Linked DNA regions of Mus musculus: region 1 is linked to region 2. The links are chromatin contacts, found by Hi-C or POLR2A ChIA-PET in ENCODE. All regions are on one chromosome and are shown on one strand. The core of a region is the stretch at or near the end of the contact, and the rest is flanking DNA. Distances in the headings are between cores, read along the strand shown.

What was found. Hi-C counts contacts between places; a loop is a spot of excess contacts on that map. ChIA-PET counts read pairs that join two places held with the same protein, here RNA polymerase II (POLR2A).
Region 1: POLR2A ChIA-PET joins it to region 2 with 24 read pairs in embryonic stem cell. The contact joins the promoter of Kifbp here to the promoter of Vps26a in region 2. A Hi-C loop is called at or near these places in 1 of 37 maps with a recorded cell type or tissue (T-helper 2 cell). POLR2A ChIA-PET finds 5 or more read pairs at or near these places in 3 of 5 experiments (Patski and embryonic stem cell).

Annotation. Positions count from the first base shown.
Region 1 is chr10:62,576,122-62,580,032 of GRCm38, forward strand. Kifbp (kinesin family binding protein) reads right to left here and starts at 2,336. Exons shown (of 7, transcript NM_028197.2): 1 at 1,843-2,336. The coding sequence starts at 2,256.
Region 2 is chr10:62,485,026-62,488,521 of GRCm38, forward strand. Vps26a (VPS26 retromer complex component A) reads right to left here and starts at 1,780. Exons shown (of 9, transcript NM_133672.3): 1 at 1,633-1,780. The coding sequence starts at 1,635.

The sequences.
Region 1 (3,911 bases), core at 1,086-3,585, 92 kb after region 2:
TCCTTTTAACATACGGGTCCTAGAAATGAAACTCAAGTTGCCAGGGCAAGCGAAGAGTGCCTTTACCCCAGGCCACCTCTCCAAGACCTCAAAAGGTTTTAAACTTCTTTAAAAAACAAAACAAAACTTGACTTTTCTGTTGCTGTTCCAAAATACCCTGACAAAAATCAACTTTTAAAATAAGGATTTATTTGCTCTCAGTTTGGAGAGATTGTTGTGTTGTGGAAGGAGCACAGTGTGGCCGGGGTGACTGAATCCACACTCAGTAGAGGGAAATGTCGGCACTTGCTGGTATTACCCAAGGGAGGCAGCCACTCACATTCACAGTTTAACCTCTTTGGAAACACCCTCCCAGATGACAAGGGGCATCTCTTGATTGATTCCAAATCCAGTCAACACAGGGTTAAAGCTTAATTTAGGAATCAATGAAGAAGGTTACTTTATTCTTTTTCCCTTTGGTTTTCTGAAACAAGATTTTTTTCCCTGTGTAGCCCTGGCTGTCCTGAAAGTCACGATGTAGACCAGCCTGGCCTCAAACTCAGAAATCCTCCTGCCTCAATTTCTGGGATTAAAGGCGTGCACCACCATCACACTGAAGTGTTGCTTGAACTGAACCCCTTACTAATGTCTTTAGCTCCCAAACAAACATGGAAAATATCCCTATCTGTGCCACCTGCTGGAGCTGTGAGCAAAAGGGACAGGCAGTGCCTGTTAGTATTTGGCTTTTAATTTTATTGAGCCATCATAAAAGAATATGGCATACCATTTTCTTCTAAGTTTTGAGACTTTCCTGAAAGGCCTACCTACCCAACAATCAAGCTTAGTAAATATTCCCTGGTACACATATCTGGACTGGAGGATGAAACCATCTATAACCCTAAGAAAGTAACCTGGCACAACAGAGTCCGACATTATCTGTCTTTTTTCCCCCATAGTGTGGAGATGAAACCTGGAGCACTAGGTAAATGCTGTACCACTGAGCTACACCCAAGGGCCTGGAAAACTCTACCCACTATTTGAATTTTGAAATGTTATGTTCTCCAGAGCAGAAAGTCGCACTTGCTGCTTATAAAAATGTAAAGGATGGAAGGTGAGATCAGTTTGGACCAGATAGAGTTAGTCCAAACAAGAGTTCCGATAACCTCAGCAGGGAGGCTGAGGTGGGGGGATCATGGGTTAAAGGCAGCCTGGGCTACAAGACTCTGAAAGGAAAAGGGGGAGGGGGTCCTAGCACTCAGGAGGTGAAGACAGTCGAAGTTAAGCATTGCAGACACAAATGGATGTCTAAACACAAACAAAAAATAAAAAGTTATTAAAAGGTTGTCGAGACAGTTTAAGGAAAAGGTACGAATTCCTTGCTGAGCAAACAAGATGAATGTGGTAAAGAATAAAGTTTTAAGATTTTGGCCATTAACAACAACAACATTTAAGATTGGATCATTCTTGCGATCCCTTGTCCTGTTCATTCCATTCGAATCCCGTTGGATTATTTCTTCACAGAATGAAACTAAGCTTGTCATTGGGTTGGGAGGCGCTGATTCGGACGCTTAGGTTTTCTGCCCAGGATTACGGAAAGTAGCAAGTGAGGCTGGAGTAGGCGGCGAGAACTCAGAGGGAGTTGGTAGGCAGATGGAGGGTAGGTGTTATGACAAATTAAAAGGGACTAAACTTCGCTATGAAACCCAGGCTAGCCAAGAACCCAAAGCAATCCTCCTGCCGCAGCCTCCCTAGTACTGGAATTTCAGGCCGGGTGTTGTGCAATGCTGGGGACTGAACCAACTGAGAGACGTGCGCAGCCAGGAGGAGCGTTTTGGATGCAGAACTCCCGCCTCAGCATCTCACCTGCGCCTGGATGTAGAGAGACACACAGCCGAGCGACAGGCGGTAGGGGCGCAGCAACGACAGGCACCTGACCAGATGCTCCTCGCCGGCAGACAGTTCCTCCGTGTCGATGTGGTTCACACCAAGGTGGAACTCGACCACCGCGAGGCGCAGCGCCCGCTGCGCTCCGGGGCCCTCAGCCTCCCGGGGCTCACCCGCGCCCAAGGCCTGGTCGCCCGGCCCATCGTCAGCAGCCGGCTCGTCCTCGTCCTCGGGCGCCGGGCCCAGCAGCGCGCGCACCTCCTCCAACAGCGCGCGCGCGCCGTACTTGGACTTGTACGGCTCCTTCTCCGGGTTCTTGTGCAGCTCCACCCGCGACAGGGCCAGCGCTGCCTGGAACTTCTCGCGGATCTCTGGCCCCGGAGCGTTCGCCATCGCGGCCTGAGCTGACGGCCGCCTCCCCGTCCGTGGACCAGCAGCCACTGGAGGCCTCCGCGTTGCGACACTTCATTTACGACGTGTCGTGACTGTGGAGCGCCGACCAATGAAGTCGGTAGAGGGGAGCGCTAGACGCTCGGCAGCAGCCAATGGGAGGATGTTCTGGTCGCCACAACAGCCGTCGTCAAGGAAACGAAGCTGTCAGGGAATACAGAGCCTTCCGCTGCTACCCTTGAGCAGTATGGCTTCTCCTGCTTCATCCCAAAATGTAGTTTATACAAAAATGTTCAGAATCAGAATGATTCTTAGGGGTAAGGTACTAGCCTATCGTAAAGTCAATCCCTAGCTTAAATGAAATTTAACACTAACATCTTTCGATAACTGCTCAAGTTCATAGGCAAGAATCTTTCACCACTAATGTATTACGCTATCACAGTTAAAAATTATAGTTGTAGGAAACTACAACCCAGGTACCCAGGTCTCAGGGATCAAATTCAGATCCTCAGGCTCAGCCTCCGCAGCCTTTACTTACTAGAGCCACCTCACACCACCACCGCCCAGTCCCTGAAAATTCTATAAAGGCTCTGAGCTAGGCATGGTGCCAATTATCTGCAGGCTGACACAGGGGCCAGTGTTGATATGTATTGTAATGCTAAATTCTGTAGCCTATGATTAAATTCTCATGCTTACCAGCTTTTGTTGTACAAACTTTATTCCTTAATTTAAAACTTAATTTGGTTAAATAAAAATGGCTACAGCTAGCCGGGCGTGGTGGCGCACGCCTTTAATCCCAGCACTCGGGAGGCAGAGGCAGGCGGATTTCTGAGTTCGAGGCCAGCCTGGTCTACAAAGTGAGCTCCAGGACAGCCAGGGCTATACAGAGAAACCCTGTCTCGAAAAACCAAAAAAAAAAAAAAAAAAAAAAAATGGCTACAGCTGCCGGGCGTGGTGGCACACGCTTTTAATCCCAGCACTGGGGAGGCAGAAGCAGGCGGATTTCTGAGTACAAGGCTAGCCTGGTCTACAAAGTTCAGGACAGCCAGGGCTACACAGAAATCCTGTCTCGAAATAACAAAAACAAACAACAAAGGCTACAGCTAATAACTGCAGGGATCAGAGGTAGGTGGGTTTCCTTGTTGAGCATTGGAGAGAGTAGAACAAGAGCCAGGAGAGATGGACCATGAGCACACGGCAGGAGAAACAGCAATTACTTGGGGGAACACTGCTGGGAAAGAAGCCAGGTCAGCAGTTGGAAAAATAGATTAGAGATTATCCCCCAGTAATTGTCAAAGCCAAATAAAATAACCATAGTGTGAGTCTCACTTATTTGTAAGCTGGTCAGGGATAAGCTCAGAATTGGTTGTGCTACAAGTCTACATAGTTCCAAGACAGCCAGAGATACACAGTGAGATCTGTCTTGAAAACATTTATTAAATGTAAAATTATTTTAAGTCTTAAAATGTATGTACATACATATTGAAAGGTAAACATAGGATGTTAGGGGAAGAGAGCAATTCACAAAACTTGAATGGATGATTCAAGAAATGAACCTGTAGAAAATGGCCCACTGAAGGGCTGGGGGGATGGCAGTGACTGCTCTTCCAAGAGGTCCTGAGTTCAAACCCCAGCAACCACACGGTGGCTCACAACCA
Region 2 (3,496 bases), core at 530-3,029:
TTTATTAAGTCTGCTTGATGTAAAGAAACAGAACTTGAAGGAAAGGAAAAACATAATCAAAATATATAGGAAAAAAATTTCAGTAAGAAAAAAACTGAACAGAGCTCAGAGGAACCAAAGCTTCCACAATGTATTCACTTGAGCCCACACACAATGAAACAGCAAATTCTCATACATACATGTGTGCCCATACAAAGGCTTTAAAGCTTTACAATTTCGTTTGACAAATACCTTAAAAATAAAAAAAAAAATTGCTCTTAAACTTAACTAGAAGGGCCGGGCGTGGTGGCGCACGCCTTTAATCCCAGCACTCGGGAGGCAGAGGCAGGCGTATTTCTGAGTTCGAGGCCAGCCTGGTCTACAAAGTGAGCTCCAGGACAGCCAGGGCTATACAGAGAAACCCTGTCTCGAAAAACCAAAAAAAAAAAAAAAAAAAAAAAAACTTAACTAGAAGGACTAATTCAACTAAGTAACCAAGAAGAGAGCAATTTAAGCTTTCTTTTCAAATTATAAACAGTGAAAGGAGGACTCCCTAACAGCCTACTAATTCCTTCTTAGTTATTTACAGCAGTTGTAATTTCCACCTTAAACTAATTTATCTAAACAAATGCTTAACTCTCCAGAGTCTGTAAGCTGCAAGGAAGCAAGCAGTTTGCCTTGTTTATCTGTCCCTGGACTCACCCAAAATACTGTTTAAGAAAACGCTCCCTGAATGAACTTCTCCCCCACCCCCCAAACCCTAGAGAAAGCAAATAATTTCTGACTCAAAGTTATTTAATCAAAGCAACGTTTTAAAAATAGACCTGGCTGGCTGGCTTGAGACGAGAAGTTTCAAGCAGTTTATTAAAAGTGGCGAGCTTGGGAAGAGCGGGTAGTATAAGGGGAGCGCACAGTGGGCTCTCATGGAGTATATGCTAAATAACACGAGCCAAAGGAGCTCTAATCTATAGACCGCGGGCGCGTAGTTAAACACTAGCGCGCCCAACGGTGCTTTCCATTAAGTGTGGTTAAGTGCTCTGATTTTCATCCCTGCCTGGGCTCCCAAGACACTGCAACATCCCAAAGTGCTAAGTTATAGAAATCGCTTAGGGAAGGAAGTGAAACCAAGTGCTTAAATCGGCGTCTGGAGATATAAATGAGGGGTCTCGGCTCCGACACCCTCTTGTCTCCCCTCCCTTCCCCTCCTATTCTACAAGTGCCAAAAGCCTCCACCCGAATCAAGAAATCGCAGAATGTCTCCACAACCAGCTTAAAGAAAATAAGCGGACTCTATCGAGCTCGGGACGAGGAAGGTGAGCAGGTCTCGCCAGAGTCCGGAACTGGGAGAGAGGGCACTGACTGTCCTCGGCTACCTTGGAAGGCGAGGCTGCCGAGCTCCGGCTGGGCGGGCTGCGGGTGCCCAGCCAGGGTCCCCACAGCCGGTCGAGGAAGGCGGGCAGAGGCTCCGACATGGCCGGGACAGTGCCGCCGGCCGCAGGTGCTCAGGCCTGGCCGGGAGCGGGCAGCCGTCAGGCCTCACCGCTCCGCGCCCCTTCCCTGCAGGCTCGGCGCCGCGCCCGCCGTTGGGAGTCCCGCCGCGCGCCCCACGGCCCCGCGGGAGACGACCTCGCAGGCAGGCCGCCGCGCACTCACCATTGTCACCGCCGCCGGGTCGCCCACTCCACTCGGCTTTCCCTCAGAAGAACTCCCAGCCTGGGTGCCTGCGCCCCGCCGCCCGTCACGTGACCGTAGGCCATCAGCCGCACGTGACCACTCCTTTTCCTCTTCTCCCTCCCCCCCCCACCCCGCCCCGCTAGAGGCCCCGCCCTGCTAGAGGCCCCGCCCTTCAGGAAGGCCGTTTCGAGGCGGGGCTCCTCCGCCCCGCCTTTCGGTTGAGGGCGTGGTCTGGGTGGGTGACGTCTGGTGGGAGGAGTCAAAGATCTGTCTTCTCAGTCCAGCAACCCTAGAGCTAGTTGTCACGTGACGAGCCGTGCGCTGTCAAACTCCTCCCTCCGGCACGCCCATTTCCTTTTCCCTAGGGAAACTTGGGGGACTCGAGGGTTTGTGCGGGAGGCGTGTCTTTGCGGGCTTGCTGCAGTTCCGACCTTTGCGCCTGATCTGTTTCCCGCCTCAGCCCCGAGAATTGTTGGCCTCCGAAGAGACGGTTAGGGAGAAAAGCTAATCTTTAAAGCACATCCTTTGCAGTCCACGGATAGCTCGTGACGCAGCCTTCCAAGCCGGAGAGGCAGTACTCTCAAATCGGTTCCGCCCTCCTTACCCCCCCTCCCCGGCAACAGCCCTTCCTAAAAGTTTCGCAAGCGTGCAAAACGCAGCTCTCCAACACTCTGATCCAGTCAGTCATTGTAGTGGAGGCCCAGAAAACCTGAGGATAGATGAAATACTACGAAGGCTTAGGAACTGAACCTTTCATTCAGATTTATGGGCGGAGGGGTGTCATCAGCCCTATCATAACGAAACTCAACTTGGGGAGTAGAGTGTCAAGTTGTAAGTCTAAAATATTTAAAGGTTAAAATGAGGCTTCGGTCTCCAATCGCGACAGAATTCAAATACTGGAAATGAGTCTTTTGTTTGTAAGACAGGGGTTCTCATGTACTCATGTAGACTAGGCTAGCCTCAAGTGGAGAGTGAGCACCTCCAAAGTGCCTTCCCAATGCTGTAATTGCAGGAGTCACTGGTGGTTTTATGCATTGCTGCAGATGGAACACTGCACTTCCTTCATGCATGCAGGAGAAATCTGCCTAAAATGATATTATCTGAAAACAAATCTTAAAGATTGCTATGCCAGGGAGCTTTGGAACGAATGGATGTTTGTGTGTATATTTATTGTTGAGACAGGGTCTCACTAGGTGTCCCAGGCTCCTCTGGAATATGCTATGTAGCCCAGGCTGTCAAGAAACACATCTGTCCTCCTTCAGCCTTCCCAATATTGGAGATTACCTGTCATATTTACAGACGGGTAAAATAGTATGGGGACAGAGAAGGGAGTTTAGATCTCAAAATACTATTGATTAAAACCCTGTGATGCAGATGGCTTGGATGAAGGAGCATCACCCACTCTATAAAGAAGGATAAGTCAGGTATAGAGGTTCATAGCTGTAATCCCAGCTCTCCGGAGACAGAAGAAGTAGAAGAATCGCCATGAATTAAAAGACCCCTGGAGATTACACAGTTAGTCCCCTGAATGACCTGGGCTACAGTGTGAGACCTTGTTACAAGGAAACAAAAGAGAGAAACAATTGCGCATAGTCTAAGATCTGAAAGGTTAACTGTGTTTGTTGGTTCTAGCACCATTTGCTCAAAATACTTTCCCCTGTAAACTGCTGTGGTGTGGTATGCTTGTCAAAAATCTATCGATTGGGGCTAGAGAGATGGCTGAGCTAAGTCAAGAGCACTTGCTGGCTACCCCTTCAGAAGCATGAGATTTGATTCCCAGCATCCAAATAGTGGCTCCTTACCAGGGGGATCTGATGCCCTCTTCTGGTCTCCATGAGCATCA